2 separate regions of the Homo sapiens genome follow, and region 1 is linked to region 2. The links are chromatin loops, found by intact Hi-C in ENCODE. Cell type or tissue: PC-3. All regions are shown on one strand. Links, peaks and the distances in the headings refer to the core of each region. The heading gives the core; the rest is flanking DNA. Region 1 overlaps DDX59 (DEAD-box helicase 59). Region 2 overlaps CAMSAP2 (calmodulin regulated spectrin associated protein family member 2).

Region 1 (9,441 bases), core at 528-8,527, 160 kb before region 2:
CAGGCTGGAGTGCAGTGGTGAGATCTTGGCTCTGCCTCCTGAGTTCAAGCAATTCTCCTGCCGCAGCCTCCTGAGTAGCTGGGATTACAGGCAGGCGCCACCAGGCCCAGCTGATTTTTGTATTTTTAGTAGAGACAGGGTTTCACCATGTTGGCCAGGCTGGTCTCGAACTCCTGACATCAGGTGATCCACCTGCCTCGGCCTCCCAAAGTGCTGGGATTACAGGCATGAGCCACCGCGCCCAGCCAATTATTTAATTTTCTAGAGGTTTGAATGATTTATAATTTTACATGTACTATTTAATATCTATTAATGAAAGTTCAAGTATACAAACTAATTTTTCTTTTTCTTTCTCTTTCTTTCTTTCTTTTCTCTCTCTCTCCCTCTATCTCTCCCTTTCTTTCTTTCCTTCCTTCCCTCCCTTCCTCCCTTCCTTCCTTTCTTCCTTCCTTCCTTCCTTTCTCTCTTTCTCTCTCTTTTTCCTTTTTTTGTGATAGGGTCCTGCTCTATCACCCAGGCTGGGGTGCAATTGTTCAAACAGCTCACTGCAGCCTTGACCTCCTGGGCTCAAGCGATCCTCCCAACCTCAACCTGCTGAGTGGCTAGGACTATAGGTACATTCCACCACACCCAGCTGATTTTTTAATTTTTTGTAAAGACAGGGTCTCGCTATGTTGCTCAGGCTACAAACTAATTTCTTAACACAATGCTATCTTTCTCCATAAATAAAATTAAAGTATAACTACTTATACTAAAACACACACACAAACTTCCACACTTTTTCTTCACCCTCAAATCCAAAAGAATTTAAAGGAAATTGAATATTTATTTATCCATAAGTAAATGAATATGAAATCTGCTCATTATTTTAAAAGGACATATAGTGAACATCTCCCAGCTGTCTCCTCTCCATAGGCTACCACATTTGCCTTTTTACTATCCTTCCAAAGATAATTTCTGTGTGTTAGTGTGTATGTAGACGCATACACGCACATTTATATAAAATGCTATTTCAATTAGGAATTTTCTGTATTTATATTTTTGCATTCATGAAAGTCATAAACTACTTAATTGTGTAAAATGTCATAAAAATCATGACACTTTGGCTGGGAGTGGTGGCTTACGCCTATAATCCCAGCACTTTGGGAGGCCGAGGCTGGTGGCTCACTAAGGTCAAGAGTCCGAGACCAGCCTGGCCAACATGGTGAAACCCCATCTCTACTAAAAATACAAAAATTAGCTGAGTGTGGTGGCACCCACCTGTAATTCCAGCTACTTGGTAGGCTGAGGCAGGAGAATCGCTTCAACCCGGGAGGCAGAGGTTGCAGTGAGTGAAGATCATGCCATTGCACTCCAGCCTGGGAGACAGAGAGAGACTCAGTCTCAAAAAAAAAACAAAAACAAAAACAAAAATCATGACACTTGTTTATAAATGCCCTAATGTCCTTTCTGTGAAGCACTACATTTAATTGAATGCACTCGGTTGCCTAACTCTTATGCCATAGCAGCTTTGTCAGTTCTAAAATGCTGCCCTGGCTTCAGGATTCATTTTACTATTATCTCCTGACTCCCAGCCCTTAAAATTCTCTGTAATTCCAATGTAAATATCACAGGATTCCAAATAGAAAAAAAAAAGTTAAAAACAGTCCCTCCCTAGTTAAAATCGCCCTTCTCTTAGCAGACTCTTTGCTTTCCTTTAGATATGTTGGATTTTTGAGAACTTGTCAGAGACATATCAGTCCCTGATCGCCAGTAGTTAATTATCTGTACTGTGAATGTGTTCACGGAAGTTCTGGTGAACTATCCAATCCTTCAGTGATGGTATTGGGCGGAGAAAGCCATGGCAGATGCTGCCACCTGGGGAGCACAGGGAAGAGTTGTAAAATGCACTGAGAAGGAGGGATTCGAACACCAGCCAGAAGAACTCAGATTTGATGAGGCTGTTAGCCGGGAGCAGTTGAAGGTTTCTGAGTAAGGAAACATCAGAGAAGGACAGCAGGTCCTCGAATAACATCATTTTGCTCAATGCCATTTCGTTATAATGTTTTGTTTTTTAAACAGATTCTCACTGTTACCCAGGCTGGAGAGAAGCAGCATGATCACAGCTCACTGAAACCTCGGCCTCCCCAGGCTCAGGCGAGTAGCTAGGACCATAGGCACATGCCACCAGGGCTGGCTAATTTTTGCATTTTTTTTTTTTTGTAGAGAAGAGGGTCTCACTATGTTGCCCAGGCTGTTCTCAAACTCCTGGGCTCAAGCGATCTGTCCACCTCGGCCTCCCAAAGTGCTGGGATTATAGGCTTGTGCCACCATGCCTGGCCGCGTTATAATGTTGATGAGAAAAACATGGATTCCCGGCTGGGGCCACTGTCTGTGTGGAGTTCGTATGTTCTCCCTATGTCGGCATGGGTTATCTTTGGGTGCTGTGGTTTCCTCCCACATCCCAAAGGTGTGCACGTAAGGTCATTGGCATGTCTACATGGTCCCAATGTGAGTGTGGGTGAGTGGGTGCTCCCTGCATAGGAGTGGAGTGCGGGTGAGTGAATGCTCCCTGCATGTGAGTGGAGTGTGGGTGAGTGCTCCCTGCGTGGGAGTGGACTGTGGGTGTGAGTGCTCCCTGCAAAGGGATGGTAGTCTGTCCAGGGTGGGTTCCCACCTGGCCCCCTGGGCTGCTGGGATGAGCTTTCAATGTTTTTTTGTTTTGTTTTATTTTTTGAGACAGAGTTTCGCTCTCGTTGCTCAGGCTGGAGTGCAATGGCACGATTTCGGCTCACAGCATCCTCCGCTTCCCAGGTTCAAGCGATTCTCCCGCCTCAGCCTCTGAGTAGCTGGGATTACAGGCCTGTGCCACCACGCCTGGCTAATTTTTGTATTTTTTAGTACAGATGGGGTTTCTCCATGTTGGTCAGGCTGGTCTCAAACTCTCGACCTCAGGTGATCCGCCCGCCTTGGCCTCCCAAAGTGCTGGGATTACAGGCATGAGCCACCACGCCCGGCCAGAACTTTCAATGTTTTGTTTGTGTGTTTTCTTGTAGTCTTGCTCTGTCGCCCAGGCTGGAGTGCAGTGGCGTGATCTCGACTCACTGCAACCTCTGCCTCCCGGGTTCACGACATTCTCCTGCCTCAGCCTCCCGAGTAGCTGGGACTACAGGCGCCCGCCACCACGCCCGGTTAATTTTTTGTATTTTTAGTAGAGACGGGGTTTCACTGTGTTAGCCAGGGTGGTCTCGATCTCTTCACCTCGTGATCTGCCCACCTCAGCCTCCCAAAGTGCTGTGATTACAGGCGTGAGCCACCGCGCCCGGCCATCGAGCTTTCAATGTTTACTATCAGAAGTGCTTTGGTCTGTATTTAAAAGTTCGGTGATATTTTTGTGACCAGGAATATGCCATGGGAACTTCACTCTTGTTTATATCAATTAACCTGTGGTAGAATTGGTTTTGCTATGTGTCGTTTCACTTAAAGTCACAGTTTCCAAGAATTTATCAACGACATGAAGTGAGTACTTACTGTAGTGATATTTTACTTGGAAAATATTCTCCTCCTGTGGATTCCTGTGGATTAGAGGAATATTGAGGGGAAAGGGCTAATATTTTGAAGTGATGAAGTCTTGGGCTTCAGTACCAGCATGAAAATGTGGACATTTTGAAAAAATACAGATAGGACTTCGTGACTAAGCAGATATGGAGATTAGGAAGAGAAATGAGTCAGTGATGACAGCAGGGCTTTGACTGAGCAGGACTGGGGGCGTGGTAGCACCATAGGCAATAGGGAAGTCAGAAAGGAGGAACTAGGCTTTCTGTAGGGAAGATGATAAATTTGGCTTTGGAAATGCCGATTTTGAGGCAAAAAGTTCAGTGAAAAGTTGAAGATATATATCTTCAACTATAGCTAGCTAGCTAGCTAGCTAGATAGAAAGGAGCCAGGGCACAAGCAAAAGGATGGGATTGGAGATTGTATGTGTATATATGTTTTTATCATGTAATATTTCAAATACATCAAATGTAAATCAAATAGTAATGAACTTTCATGGCCTATCACCTGACTTTAATAATGATAAACTCTTGGCCAAACTTCATCCACAGTCCTCACCTTGTATTATTCTGAAGCAAATTCTAGACATGGAGATAGGGATTTAAAAGTATGAAGCACAGAAAATATAGATTTGGGGAAAACCTCAGAGAACCTTAAAGCAAACTTTCTCATTTTACAGTTGAGCAAAGCTAAAGATTAGAGAAGTAATTAATTTGCCCTATTAAAAAAACAAAACTGGTAGAGCTGTAAACGGAATCCAGTTATTTGCAAACAGCTTTGCCAAGGGGTCTTCTTTCTGCGATGAAATGAGGAAAGTAAAGCTGATGTGCAAATTTTTCAAAGCTAAAATTTATTTGTAAGTTACTATTTGTAAACATTACAAAAATAAACACTCGTCTTATGCTTTATTTGTAATTTTGTCCTATATCATCACACGTGCAACACATTATAAAATATAAAATAGGTTCTCACACTAACAGTAGAACAAGAGAACTGTGTTTACTTAATTATCCATTGGTTGGTTTTCACACTGTGGCCCTAGAGCCTCTGAGGTCATTGTAAGTATGCCTTGGCGGCAACAAAAGAGTCCTATCTGTCCGGAGTCAGTTTACTGGTGGCTGCCAGGAAAGTCACCTTGGATGACACGTTACCTCTTGTACCATACCTCTGTTTATGGAGTAAACTTCATATTGATTGTGGTGAGTAGACTGTATAACAAGGCAATAAGAGATGCGTTGATATTAATTCCAGAGAAGGGCACAACCCAAATAATATTCAGCTGCCAGAAGAAAATAGTGTAGTTTTACTGGAAAATATGACAGGTCGTGGATCCAGCTTAGATTTATTAAATTAATCAGTGAGTCACAGTTTAAATATGTGGCAATGATCTTTGTAAAGATGTTATGAAACCAAAAAAACTAAAAAAAAAAAAAAGAACCCACTTTGACTTGTTGAATAAAAAGGTGATTTAAAAAACGTGCTTGGGCCTGGGCGTGGTGGCTCCCAGCACTTTGGGAGGCCAAGATGGGCAGATCACCTGAGGCCTGGAGTTTGAGACCAGCCTGACCAACATGGTGAAACCTTGTCTCTACTAAAAATACAAAAATTAGGCTGGGTGTGGTGGCTCACGCCTGTAATCCCAGCACCATGGGAGGCCAAGGTGGGCGGATCACCTGAGGTCCAGAGTTTGAGACCAGCCTGGCCAACATGGTGAAACCTCATTTCTACTAAAAATACAAAAATTAGGCTGTGTGTGGTGGCTCAGGCCTGTAATCCCAGCACTTTGGGAGGTCGAGGTGGGTGGATCACTAGGTCAAGAGATGGAGACCATCCTGGCCAACATGGTGAAACCCAGTCTCTACTAAAAATACAAAAATTAGCTGGGCGTGGTGGTGTACAGCTGTAGTCCCAGCTACTCAGGAGGCTGAGGCAGGAGAATCACTTGAACCTGGGAGGTGGAGGTTGCAGTGAGCCAAGATAACGCTGCTGCACTCCAGCCTGGACAGCAGAGTGAGACTCCATCTCAAAATAATAATAAAAAAATAAATAAAATAAAAATGTGCTTGGTATTAGAAATACTAATAGAATGGCATTAAAAGTATCTTATAAAGTGGCACTGAATATTCTAGAATCTAAAAGCCACCCCTTAAGGTGTTTGCCATATAAAAGATGTTTGCTTCAATCTGGCAATAAAGCAACCAATTCAGTATTTTTATAATATAGTTACTGTAAAACAAATGTCTGAGAGTGTATGTGATTATTAGTTTTTTTAGCTAATTAAAAATTTAAACTGTATGGTAATTCTCACAAAAATCTATTATTTAAAATTTTATAATATAGTACATTAGTGTCCTTTCTGGGGAAGGATGGTCTCTTATTCAGAGAGTAAGTCCTTCTCTCTTGTTTAGTACTACATGTTTTTTCTTTCATGAACTAATGATAGGTGGTAGCTTTTTAAAAAGAAGATCTTTAATTGGGAAAAAAATACTGGCAACACTGGGACCAAATTTTTTTAAAAGTCTAATGTTCTGGTCTCTAAAATACATAATTGAGGAAACCACTGCATTGCTGCACCCCAGACAACAGAAGAGCAGACATGTGAGACAAGGAAGTTGCCAAAGGAAAGATCTTAAGGAATGAGAAGCAGAAGTCAAGATTCAGAGAGGCAGGAAGAACCAGTAACAGGAGTCTGAAAATTGTGTGGCGAGAGGGAAGTAAAGGGAAGGGCGCTGATAGCCGGCTTCTCCCCTATTGGGTATTTGACATATGCAACTGCGCTTAACTCTCATAATAAGCCTGTGAGTTAGGGGCTCTTTCCTCCACCTCTAACTCATCACCTGGCCTTAAGAAAGTGTGGGTTTCAAGAAGGGTGGCCCACAATGACCGACGCAATAAAAAAGTTTAAAGTGAGAGCTGGCAGAACATGTGGTTTAAGAAGGTCAACAGAGACCACGGGAAGATCATGTATGTACAGTGGTGGGAAGAAGCCAGACTGCCAGCAAATTAAGTAAACCAGTGGGGTTATACTATAGCTAATATTTTTTTGCATTACTACAGTCTCTCAAATAATATTATTTTTGTTAAAATAATAGTTTCCTTTCCAGAACTTTGGCAGGCAGAGGCAGGAGGATCATTTGAGGCCAGGAGTTTGAGACCAGCCTGAGCAACATAGTGAGACAACGCCTGTGGTCCCAGCTACTTGGGAGGCTGAGGTGGGAGGATTGTTGGAGCCTGGGAGGTTAAGGCTGTAGTGAGCCATGATCATGCCACTGCACTCCAGTATAGGGTGACAGGGTGAGATGCTATCTCAAAAAAACAAAACAAAACTACATATCCTGTAAATGCTGTTTTTCTGGCCATGCCACTTTTATTTATAAACAAGTAGGCCAGGCGTGGTGGCTCATGCCTGTAATCCCAGCACTTTAGGAGGCCGAGGCAGGCGGATCACAAAGTCAGGAGATTGAGACCATCCTGGCTAACACAGTGAAACCCCATCTCTACTAAAAATACAAAAAATTAGCCGGGCGTGGTGGCAGGCGCCTGTAGTTCCAGCTACTTGGGAGGCTGAGGAAAGGGAATGGCATGAACCCAGGAGGCAGAGCTTGCAGTGAGCCGAGATCGTGCCACTGCACTCCAGCCTGGGCGACAGAGCGAGACTCTGTCTCAAAACAAAAACAAAAACAAAAACAAACAAAAAACCTATTAATTGAATTAGCAGGGCAACATTCATTCAATAACACAATGACATTATTTTGATAAGTAGCCTATCTTATTTTTAAAACAGCATTAACCAAGCAGAAGGTAAAACAACTGAGAATGAAAGTAGACATTTCATATTTATCTTTCAAAAGTGGTTCTGAAAATTTCTTCCAGTTTCTATCATTTACATTTTTCCTAATTCTCATTTATTCAACAGTAATTTAAGTGCCAATGTGCTTGTGGAACTGTGGGGGAACCAAGTAAAACAATCACTGATCCGAGTCAGAGTCTTTGTGGAGGTTTCTGGTTCTGACAGTAGCTCTGAGGACTGTTTATTTTAAAAAGAAAAAAGAAACTTCATCCAGAAAAGAAAACACTGTCTTTTATTTAATAATTCATTTTCTGATGTTTTTAATTTATAAGAATTAAGGGAAATAAATACAATATAGTTATATAAATTTTATTAAATTAAAAATATCTTAAAATTTTTAAAATTCATGTACATTTCCATTTATGCAAACCATAATTTTTTGCTGACTATATACAATAAAAAAAAATATTCAAGTGGCAGAGAAAATCATTTCTGAGAATTACTTTTATCATGTTTTCTGATAATATCCATAAGATTAGCTCCTGTAACCAGATCATTCTGTGTCTGTTTATCTTTCTGTTGTTCCTTTCTCTTCTGGTCATGAAGGTATGGGGAATTTAATAACTGAGGGGGAAGAATGGATCCTGTGGGCTTTACTCGTTTTGCAATATCCCAGAAGAGTCTTTTTGAATTATTATTGATGAAAGTAATCGCTGTTCCATTTTGACCTAATCTTCCTACTCTTCCAATCTGAAATAAAATGCAAAGAACATTTTCAAGATGTCCATGTAAAATCTTAGTGTCTTTTGAAAGAAAATGAATAATATTACTTAAAGTAGCATTACTGGCTGGGTGCAGTGGCTCACGCCTGTAACCCCAGCACTTTGGGAGCTGAGGCAGGTGGATCACCTGAGGTCAGGAGTTTGAGACCAGCCTGGCCAACGTGGCAAAATCCTGTCTCTACTAAAAACACAAAAATTAGCCAGGCATGGTGGCAAACACCTGTAAATTCTAGCTACTTGGGAGGCTGAGGCAAAAGAATCGCTTGAACCCAGGAGGCGGAGCTTGCAATGAGCTGAGATCGTGCCACTGCACTCCAGCCTGGGTGGCAGAAAAAGACTCCATCTCAAAAAAAAAAAAAAAAAAAAAAGGAGCTTTACTAAGATTAACCTTCATCCAGACAGCATTTTTTGAATTATGCATCTCAATATATCTGTGAAATCAATTTAGTAGGCCTCCACCAGCATATTTTTAATGGAACAGACCAAACAGAAAATAAGAGAGTGATCACATAAAATAAAAGTAAGTATCATTTGTGAAACTTGTGTTTTAGTTATACCTGTATGGGTGGTGTTGGGGGTAATGACATAAAGATGTTTCTTATTGTGGGTGGGTTAAGGTCAAAAAATTCTGAAAGCCCCTGCATTAAGAGCAAGAGGACTATTTACTTCCAAGGCTACTTAAGAGGCCTTGAAATGTGAGATTTATACTAAATCATCTTTGCATAAAGTTATTTGTCTTTTTTTTTTGAGGCGGAGTCTCACTCTGTTGCCCAGGCTGGAGCGCAATGGTGCAATGTCGGCTCACTGCAACCTCCGCCTCCTGGGTTCAAGCAATTCTCTGCCTCAGCTTCCCAAGTAGCTGGGATTACAGGCACCCGCCACCATATCTGGATAATTTTTTGTATTTTTAGTAGAGATGGGGTTTCACCATCTTGACCAGGCTGGTCTTAAACTCCTGACCTTGTGATCTACCTGCCTCAGCCTCCCAAAGTGCTAGGATTACAGGCCCGGCTAGTTATTTCTCATGTTGAGAGAATTAAATGGACACAAATTTATGGAGTATCAATAAGGCACAAAACCTACTTGTCTCCAAATAGATAATGAAAATATACTAAGAAACTCTTCAAAAGAGGGGGAAAATACACAATCATGGTCAATTTCTGCTCCTTAACTGAAATGTAAAACTTAAAGTCTATATTCAGAAATATTTAAATGAGTAGACAGTTTCTGCTAATACAGAGGGCATTTTTAACACTGTAAAAGAAACTTCTAAAAAAGTTAAGAAGGGAAGCCTCTAGGGAATGAGACAGAGGAGAAGAGAGGCAAGCAAATATT
Region 2 (9,441 bases), core at 492-8,491:
TTTAATTACTGCCTCAATTTCAGAACTTGTTATTGGTCTGTTCAGGGATTCGACTTCTTCCTGGTTTAGTCTTGGGAGGGAGTATGTGTCCAGGAATTTATCCATTTCTTCTAGATTTTCTAGTTTATTCGCATAGAGGTGTTTATAGTATTCTCTGATGGCAGTTTGTATTTCTGTGGTATCAGTGGTGATATCCTCTTTATCATTTTTTATTGTATCTATTTGATTCTTCTCTCTTTCCTTCTTTATTAGTCTGGCTAGCAGTCTATCTATTTTGTTAATCTTTTCAGAAAACCAGCTCCTGGATTCATTGATTTTTTTGAAGGCTTTTTCATGTCTCTTTCTCCTTCAGTTCTGCTCTGATCGTAGTTATTTCTTGTCTTCTGCTAAGTTTTGAATTTGTTTGTTCTTGCTTCTCTAGTTCTTTTAAATGTGATGTTAGGGTGTCGATTTTGGATCTTTCCTGCTTTCTCTTGTGGGTATTTAGCACTATAAATTTCACTCTAAACACTGCTTTAGCTGTGTTCCAGAGATTCTAGTACATGTGTCTTTGTTCTCATTGGTTTCAAAGAACTTATTTCTGCCTTAATTTTGTTATTTACCCAGTAGTCATTCAGGAGCAGGTTGTTCAGTTTCCATGTAGTTTAGCGGTTTTGAGTGAGTTTCTTAACCTTGAGTCCTAATTTGATTGCACTGTGGTCTGAGAGACTGTTTGTTATGATTTCCATTCTTTTGCATTTGCTGAGGAGTGTTTTACTTCCAATTATGTAATCAATTTTAGAATAAGTGCAATGTGGTTCTGAGAAGAATGTGTATTCTGTTGATTTGGGATGGCGAATTCTGTAGATGTCTATTAGGTCTGCTTGGTCCAGAGCTGAGTTCAAGTCCTGAATATCCTTGTTGATTTTCTATCTCGTTGATCTAATAGTGACAGTGGGGTGTTCAAGTCTCCCACTATTATTGTGTGGGAGTCTAAGTCTCTTTGTAGGCCTCTAAGAACTTGCTTTATGAATCTGGGTGCTCCTGTATTGGGTGCATATATATTTAGGATAGTTAGTTCTTCTTGTTGCATTGATCCCTTTACCATTATGGAATGCCCTTCTTTGTCTTTTTTTATCTTTGTTGGTTTGACATCTGTTTTATCAGAGACTAGGATTGCAACCCTTGCTTTTTTTTTGCTTTCCATTTGCTTGGTAAATCTTCCTCCATCCCTTTATTTTTAGCCTATGTGTGTCTTTGCACATGTGATGGGTCTTCTGAATAGAGCACACCAGTGGGTCTTGACTCTATCCAATTTGTCAATCTTTGTCTTTTAACTGGGGCATTTAGCCCATTTACATTTAAGGTTAATATTGTTATGTGTGAATTTTATCCTGTCATTATGATGCTAGCTGGTTATTTTGCCTGTTAGTTGATGCAGTTTCTTCATAGTGTCGATGGTCTTTACAATTTGGTATGTTTTTGCAGTGGCTGGTACTGGTTTTTCCTATCCACATTTAGTGCTTCCTTCAGGAGCTCTTGTAAGGCAGGCCTGGTGGTGACAAAAATCTCTCAGTATTTGGTTGTCTGTAAAGGATTTTATTTCTCCTTCGCTTATGAAGCTTAGTTTGACTGGATATGAAATTCTGGGATGAAAATTCTTTTCTTTAAGAAGGTTGAGGCCTGACGCAGTGGCTCACACCTGTAATTGCAGCACTTTGGGAGGCCAAGACGGGCGGATCACAGGGTCGAGAGATTGAGACCATCCTGGCCAACATTGTGAAACCCCTTCTCTACTAAAAATACAAAAATTAGCTGGGCATGGTGGTGTGTGCCTATAGTCCCAGCTACTTGGGAGGCTGAGGCAGGAGAATCTCTTGAACCCAGGAGGTGGAGGTTGCGGTGAGCTGAGATCGCGCCACTGCACTCCAGCCTGGAGACAGAGCAAGACTCCATCTCAAAGAAAAAAAAAAAAATAGAATGTTGAATATTGGCCCCCACTCTCTTCTGGCTTGTAGGGTTTCCACGTAGAGATCCGCTGTTAATCTGATGGGCTTCCCTTTGTGGGTAACCTGACCTTTTGGGTGAATCTGATGATTATGTGTCTTGGGGTTGCACTTCTCGAGGAGTATCTTTGTGGTGGTCTCTGTATTTCGTGAATTTGAATATTGGCCTGTCTTCCTAGGTTAGGAAGTTCTCCTGGAAAATATCCTGAAGAGTGTTTTCCAACTTGGTTCCATTCTCCCCATCACTTTCAGGTGTACCGATCAAACGTAGGTTTGGTCTTTTCACATAGTCCCATATTTCTTGGAGGCTTTGTTTGTTCCTTTTCGTTGTTTTTTCTCTAATCTTGCCTTCATGCTTTATTTTATTAAGTTGATTTTCAATCTCTGATATCCTTTCTAAATTATCTGAAGGTTATTAAAGCTTACACCATCTAAATTATATTTAGATGAGTTACCTATAAGCTAAAAGCTAGAGTCAGATGGCAGTATCTAAGATGAACTCTTAAGTGTAGGTGGTATCCTTGTTTTCTTTTTCATAATCTCTTTAACTCGTCTTAGTACCTTATTTATTTATTTGTTCTGGGAACCACATTTGAGCTTTGAGAGGCAGGAGGACAGTGCTTGATGTGTTGGCAGCTAGTAACCCCTAGTTTAACTGAGTTGAGGACAGTAGTAATACTATGGTGGCAATAGCAAGATTTTTATCTCTGCAGCCTTATAGTACAACTGTCTTGGTTTAAAACTGGATTTTATTTTAACTAAATTCTGTTTTAAACCAAGATAGTTCTATATAAGAATGTCTTTGGATTGGAAGCCTTGGTTTTAGTTTATTCTTGAATTGTCAATATCAGAAGTTTAGAAATAGTAATTCAATGGCAAAGTATTATTACATAATAACAAAAGATTTATTGTGAAATACTGGGGCCAACATGGAGGAATGGCAAGTATACGAGCTTTGACCATAGACAGACCAGGATTTTGAATCCTAGTTCTAACTCTTACTAACTCTGTGACCAAATGTAGATACTCATCCTGAGATTTCCTCATTGATAAAATGACATATCATCTCAGCGGAGTTGCAAGTGGTGTTTTACTTTTATCTCCATGTAAATTAAAGATAAATGAAACTTATGAAAAAGTGTTTATATAGATAAATGATATGTAAAATATTTTCTAAGTTGGAATAACTTTGAAAAACTATAGAGTTTAATATGAATATGCAGTATGTACCATTTTAGCAGAATAACTAGTACCTCATGTTTGTGATTGATTAAAGTATTTATTTCCTCTTAAATACCTGTGGGCGTACTTGGGCATAGTAGGCAGTCTAGCCACTTTATTAGTCCAAAAACTAAGTTCATTTTAGGATTTTTTTTTAAGTTCTATGTCTAAATCTGATACAAGAATAGTAAAAGCCATGCAGTAGTAGATCTTTTATCTTAATTTATGAGGCTAAAAATTTCTTATAACACTGAAACCCTTTCCTTTCTTTAATAGGTTTAACCTTCATTTCTAATACATAAATGTAATTTATTTTTGCTTAGACTCCACTGGTTGGAGATGATAAAAATATAACCCTTGTAACACAGATATAGAACCTAATGGTGGCCTTTGGATGATACTTCAGCTCTCACCCAGTAAAGTCCCTGGGATTCCACATTCCCCAAATCCTTTTCTTTTCATTGAAATGCCAAGTAGCCCTCCTGCTTTTTCTTCCATAACCAGCCTTCCTGCTGCTGCTCTTAGATGTCATGCTATGCTCTGCCACCTGGTGGTTGCAATGTACACTGCTGTTTCTGTTGCTGCCGCAGTTGCCTCCTACAAGGTGCAGAGGTTGGGATTTAAGTCTGCAGGTGTGATGTTCAGTGTTGTGGGCTCTGGAGGCAGATTTCTAAGTTTGAATCCCTACATCACTGCCTCCTTGCTGTGTAACCTTGGACAGGTTATACAGTTTTCTTATCTGTAAAATAGGTAGAGTAATAGTGCTTACCCTCACAGGGTTGTTTCATTAAATTAATACAAATGCTGAGAACATTACATACTGAAAACAGTACATGACAGAAAACAGTAAAATGCCAAAAACAGTATGTGACACTTAACAGTGTTAGTTATTGTTATTATTCTGATCTGAATGCTTTAGGTAAGCAATTAAACGTGTATATTTTATTTGGAGCTATCATAGCTCCAAACTGATTGATTTTAGCCTTGAGTTTATTTTTTAATGTTGATCTTTTCTAAATCCATTGTGTATATACTTTCTGTTATACATAATTTTTAATTATCACTATCATATTGTAAAGTTAAGAAGTAAAAAAAAAAAATCACACTAAAATGTAAGAGTTCTTAAAGTGAGTGAATATCATATGGAAATAACCACAGCACAGTAGTGGAATTTTTAGAAATTTGTTTTTTAATTTGGGAAGTTAATCAGTGAAATGAGCTTTGTTCTGAAAATGTATCCCAATTTTCGAAGTAAACTATAGATTTTATTTGTGTTTTTACATACTATAACAAGGTAATTTCTAAGTTTTACTTTTATTCATTCATTTTCCCTTTCTGTTGTGTGTGCGTGTGTGTCTGTGGTATTCAAACATTATTATGGTATGATGTTCTGTTTTTCTTTTTTTTTTTCTTTGAGACAGAGTCTTGCTCTGTTGCCCAGGCTGGAGTGCAGTGGTGCGACCTCGGCTCACTGCAACCTCCACCTCCCGGGTTCATGCCATTCTCCTGCCTCAGCCTCCTGAGTAGCTGAGACTACAGGTGTCCGCCACCACGCCTGGCTAATTTTTTGTATTTTTAGTAGAGACAGGGTTTCACCGTGTTAGCCAGGATGGTCTCGATCTCCTGACCTTGTGATCTGCCCACCTCGGCCTCCCAAAGTGCTGGGATTACAAGCGTGAGCCACCGCGCCTGGCCAGATGTTCTGTTTTTCTTGTTTCTTGTCTGTTTCCTTCCTTTTTCATATTTTTATGTATATATATAAAACAGTATTATAGTGTGGTATTCTGTTTTTTCCACTCAATTTTATATTGTACACATTTCCCTTATTTTTAAATAGTTTAATATATCATAAATTACTCATTTTGGTTGGATATTGTTTTCTTTCTGTTGTATAATATTATAATGGTTATTTTTTATTTATACAGCGTTTTTATCCTCTCTCATGTGTTTATAGAACAAACTGCCAAGAGGAGTCTTAAGAGTACATGAATGATTTTGTGGCTCTTGAAATATTTTCCCACATTTTAATCCAAAAATGCCATGCTTTTTAATGCTGTTAAACAGGAATTTACTTTCACCCATAAAACATTGTCTAGGAACAAAAGTGAAAAAGACAGGATCCCTGCTCTCCAGGGATGGAGTATAACGGAGAGGATACATACAGATGAATGACTAAGAGAAAGGCTGCAATATTCTGAGTGTGAAGGAAGAACTGGGATAGTTGGACAGTAGCAGTGTGGAAAATACTTCTTAGAGGAGATTGAATATGAAAATGCGGTTTTAATTTGAAATAATTATTGATCCTACTTTTTCTTTCTTGCATATTATGTTTGTCATTTCTGAAACATATTTTTTTGCTTTGCAACAAAATGACTTAACTCCTGCCAACTGCATGATATGGTAGAAAGAGCACACAGGTTTGGACAAATTGCATAATTGTCTAAACTTCAGTTTCTGCACATATAAAACATAAATGATACTTCCTTTAGAGACTTTTGAGGATTATAGAAAGTGTTTTTTATCTATTGTCTCCAGGCTTATTTCAAAAAATATTTGAAATGAAAGAGTTAATATACTAATAAAGTATTTAGCACAGTATATGGCACATAAGTTAGACTTAGTAAGTAGGAGCCACTGTTGGTTTTATGATTGCCAGTGTTAAGCATTCTGCTTCTTACAAAGCGTCAGCTTTCCTATAAATACTGCTCAGTTTTCTAGAAGCTGGAACTGCCACCTCCTAAACGATCAGAATTCACTTCCTCAACCTCCAGAGTAACCCAGCTCTTGAGTCTTTATAGTAACCAAAAGGCTAGCTTCTTTCTTTCCTTTCCTTTCTTTAGCCCCTGCTAGTTGCCAGATACCACGTTAGATGTAGGGAATAGGAAGATAACTGAGATAATATCCTACAACTGTCTATCTAGAGAAATAGAGTCATATGCAGGTGACTGTGCACATGTCAGAGAAATCAGTGGTTCTCAACCCTGGCTGCTCATTAGCATCACCTGGGGAAGCTGTTTAAAAATACCAGTGCTGATGCCGTACTTTAGATAATTTAGAAATTAATGCAAACAGAAACAATATTCTGTAGGAACCTGTACTCATTGATAGGTTGAGTGAGTCATTTTGATTGGAAAGAGAACTGGAAAAATCTTCACAATCAGAGTAACATTCAAACCAACGACAAAACTTAGTCTGTATTGTTAGGAGGACAACAAGCCAGGGCACAAAAGCTTGAAAACTGGTAGCAGATTGGAGAAGGAAATGGTAGATTCTAAGGCTAGACTAACAAAGCAGCTAATAAGAAAGAAAGAAAGAAACTTTACCTCTTTTAAGGAGTTTAGACTTCGTTATGTAGAAAATGAGGTAGACTTTATGAGAGAATGATATGATGCAATCTCCGATTTGGAAAAAACAGCCGCTAGTTTATAACATTGTCAAAAGTAAATTCCAGATGGAATTAAAGTTATGGAAAAAATAGAGAATAATATTTCTATATTTTGGGGTTGGAGAAGACCTTTATAAACATGTTATCAACTCCAAAGCCATAAAGGAAAACACTGAGATTAACAGATTTTACCAAGTAAATATTTAAAACTCTGCAACAAAAGGTACCCTAAAGTTGAAAGTCTGGAGAAAAACTAGGGGAAAGTATTTGCTACCTCAATGACAGAAGGTTAAAAAGTACTTAATATATAATGAGCTCTTACAAATCAGTTAAGAATAGGCAAAAGATTTGAGCAGGTAGCTTTCCAAAGAAGAAATGCAAATGGTTGCTAAAGCACATAAAAGGATGCTCATCTTCAGTGATAATCAGGATTGTAAAGTCAAACAAGAGTGGGGTCTTCTAAACTTTCATGTTGATACAGATTTTTAAAAGTGAATAATATCTAATGTTGTCAAAAATGTGGAGAAACAGGCAGGCTGATAACGTTGGTGGGAGATAAGTTGGTGTAACCTTTCTAGAGAGTAGATTAATGGTTATCTATCAAAACTTAAATTGTGGTTGCCCTTGGACCCAGTGGCCACAACTAAGAATTATCCCTGGAGAAATACAATGTTGTAACATTGTTGGTAATGCCAAGCAGTGTAAATGTGTACATATTTCATAGGCATTAAACTTTTTTGTAGGAATATATACCAGACTGAAGAAACTGGTGGAGGGAGGGGCACTTCATATACTACTGTAATGTTTTTTTTAGAACTTCCATATAATTGTGTGTGTGTGTGTGTGTGTGTATCTATCTATCTATCTATCTATCTATCTATCTATCTATCTATCTATCTATGCCAAATCTATCTATCTGTGCCAAAGGCTAGAAGTCCTGTTCTGGATGAATTAGATGAGGAAGAAGTTGGAGGCAGGAAAACCAGTTAAAGAATTTTTTACCTTGTTCAAGTGTGAGAAATGTTTGGGTCTGAATTGGAACTGTGACAATCAGAATGAGGAAGAGGGAAGATTTGAAAGATAGAGAATCTATAAACTTGTACTATGTGGGTGAGAAGAATGAGGAAAGACTGTCAAAGATGGTTCTGAAGTCGGTAAGTTATATTGCTGAGTAAATGACCATGACATTATAAAAAATAGGAAAAACAAGAAAAGAAGCATCTTTGGAGTAGAAGATAATGAGTATCTTAAATATAGATCCTCAATAAGTATTTGAACAATAAATTAGTTTGGGTCAGTTAGCTCATCTTTAGCATGTACAATTTATGCTTTCTTATTAAGGCTGGTCTTCTGTAGTTATTCTGCTGCTTGTTAGGAGATGTCATTAACATTTCAAAATATGTAAAAAGCAATTTCTAAATATAATTTTTAAACTATTTGTTCTTGTTTTATATTTTCAGAGTGCACATTTGGCCATGATCGATACCCTCATGATGGCTTATACTGTAGAAATGGTCAGTATAGAAAAAGTAATTGCGTGTGCTCAGCAGTATTCAGCTTTTTTTCAAGCCACAGATCTGCCCTATGATATTGAGGACGCTGTCATGTACTGGATAAATAAGGTAGGATTATACTCACTTGAGTAAATCGCATCTCATAGCCAGAAAACGTGAAATTCTAAATTATACATTGCCACTTCATTACTCTTTTTGTTTCAAATCAAAGTGCAAACTTAAGTTGTAAAATACACTTAAATTTTTTAGTAAAAAAGCTTAAAATGATGAAAATAGTTTTCTGTATACTTAGCAATATTTATGATTACTCTTTTTTTTTTTTTTTTTTTGAGAAGTAGTCTCGCTCTGTCACCCAGGCTGGAGTGAAGTGGCATGATCTCGGCTCACTGCAACCTCCGCCCTTCAGGTTCTAGCAATTCTCATGCCTCGGCCTCCCAAGTAGCTGGGATTACAGGCGTTTGCCACCACACCCGGCTAATTTTTGTGTTTTTAGTGGAGACGAGTTTTCGCCATGTTGGCCAGGCTGGTCTGGAACTCCTGGCCTCACGGTGATCTACCCACCTTGGCCTCCCAAAGTGCTGCAATTACAGGCGTGAGCCACCACGCCTGGCCAATATTTATAATTACTCTTAATGATTAATCTGGTTCATACCAGATTATGAAAAAATTCAGAACACTCCTAATAGTGAACTATACACAGTGGGTGTTCAGTAAATATTTTTTGAATTCATTTCAAGAATGAAATAATTTTCTTACATTTCCAGTTAGGGGATTCTTAGGTTTGCTTGACCAAGTTGCACAAGATCCTATTGATTGTGGATTCCTCTTCTTGGAAATTTTTATGGAGCTGTGATTTGTGCTTTGAAGATGCTTAATTTGTCAGCTTATCACTCCCTTTGCCAATTTGAGTAGTTAATTTGTCTTGATCCACTTTCATTTACAACTGCCAGCCAAAAGAAAATTAAACCTTATCTGAAGACAAGCACTAAACGGATTTAAAAGAAGTTATATCTCCAGGTATCCTTTCTTGAAAGCTGGCATGAAGCTCGTAATAAAAAGCTAAATGTAAAAAACACTATTACAGCTATCTTCATTATCCATAATATCAGTATCATTGTAGAAGGACTGCTTAATACTTTGCCTCTGGAGTTCCTTTATTTCTTCATCTTTAGTAATCTTTCCCTGACTCCTCCTCAGCTGTAGAAAATCACAGTTACATTCTAGACCTATTCATCTTGAGAAACTATGCAACCTTCACATCCCATTACAGACTTCCCATTCTTGAACAGTTTCTCCTATCTTCCTAACCCACTTGCTTTAAATAATAATTTTTAAA

Evidence for each region. Hi-C counts contacts between places; a loop is a spot of excess contacts. Peaks named below come from ENCODE experiments on the same cell type or tissue, not always from the same donor. Only the 100,000 strongest peaks of a DNase experiment are listed, where the experiment ranks them.
Region 1: it touches region 2 in a loop (2.3-fold over the local background); 2 of 110 quality-filtered maps call a loop at or near these places.

What each region holds. Positions count from the first base shown.
Region 1 is chr1:200,636,444-200,645,884 of GRCh38, forward strand. DDX59 (DEAD-box helicase 59) reads right to left here. Exons shown (of 8, transcript NM_001031725.6): 8 at 7,594-8,074. The coding sequence ends at 7,811. Among named protein-coding and RNA genes, the nearest start is that of KIF14, 20 kb to the left of the region's middle. RefSeq lists enhancers at 2,347-3,062, 3,038-4,237. In PC-3, for the core only: a CTCF peak has its summit at 1,840 (motif pointing left); a DNase peak (open chromatin) is centred at 3,728; H3K27ac peaks cover 2,067 bases.
Region 2 is chr1:200,799,325-200,808,765 of GRCh38, forward strand. It overlaps CAMSAP2 (calmodulin regulated spectrin associated protein family member 2), which reads left to right. Exons shown (of 17, transcript NM_203459.4): 3 at 8,052-8,213. Among named protein-coding and RNA genes, the nearest start is that of CAMSAP2, 65 kb to the left of the region's middle. In PC-3, for the core only: CTCF peaks have their summits at 3,765 (motif pointing left) and 3,967; a DNase peak (open chromatin) is centred at 3,747.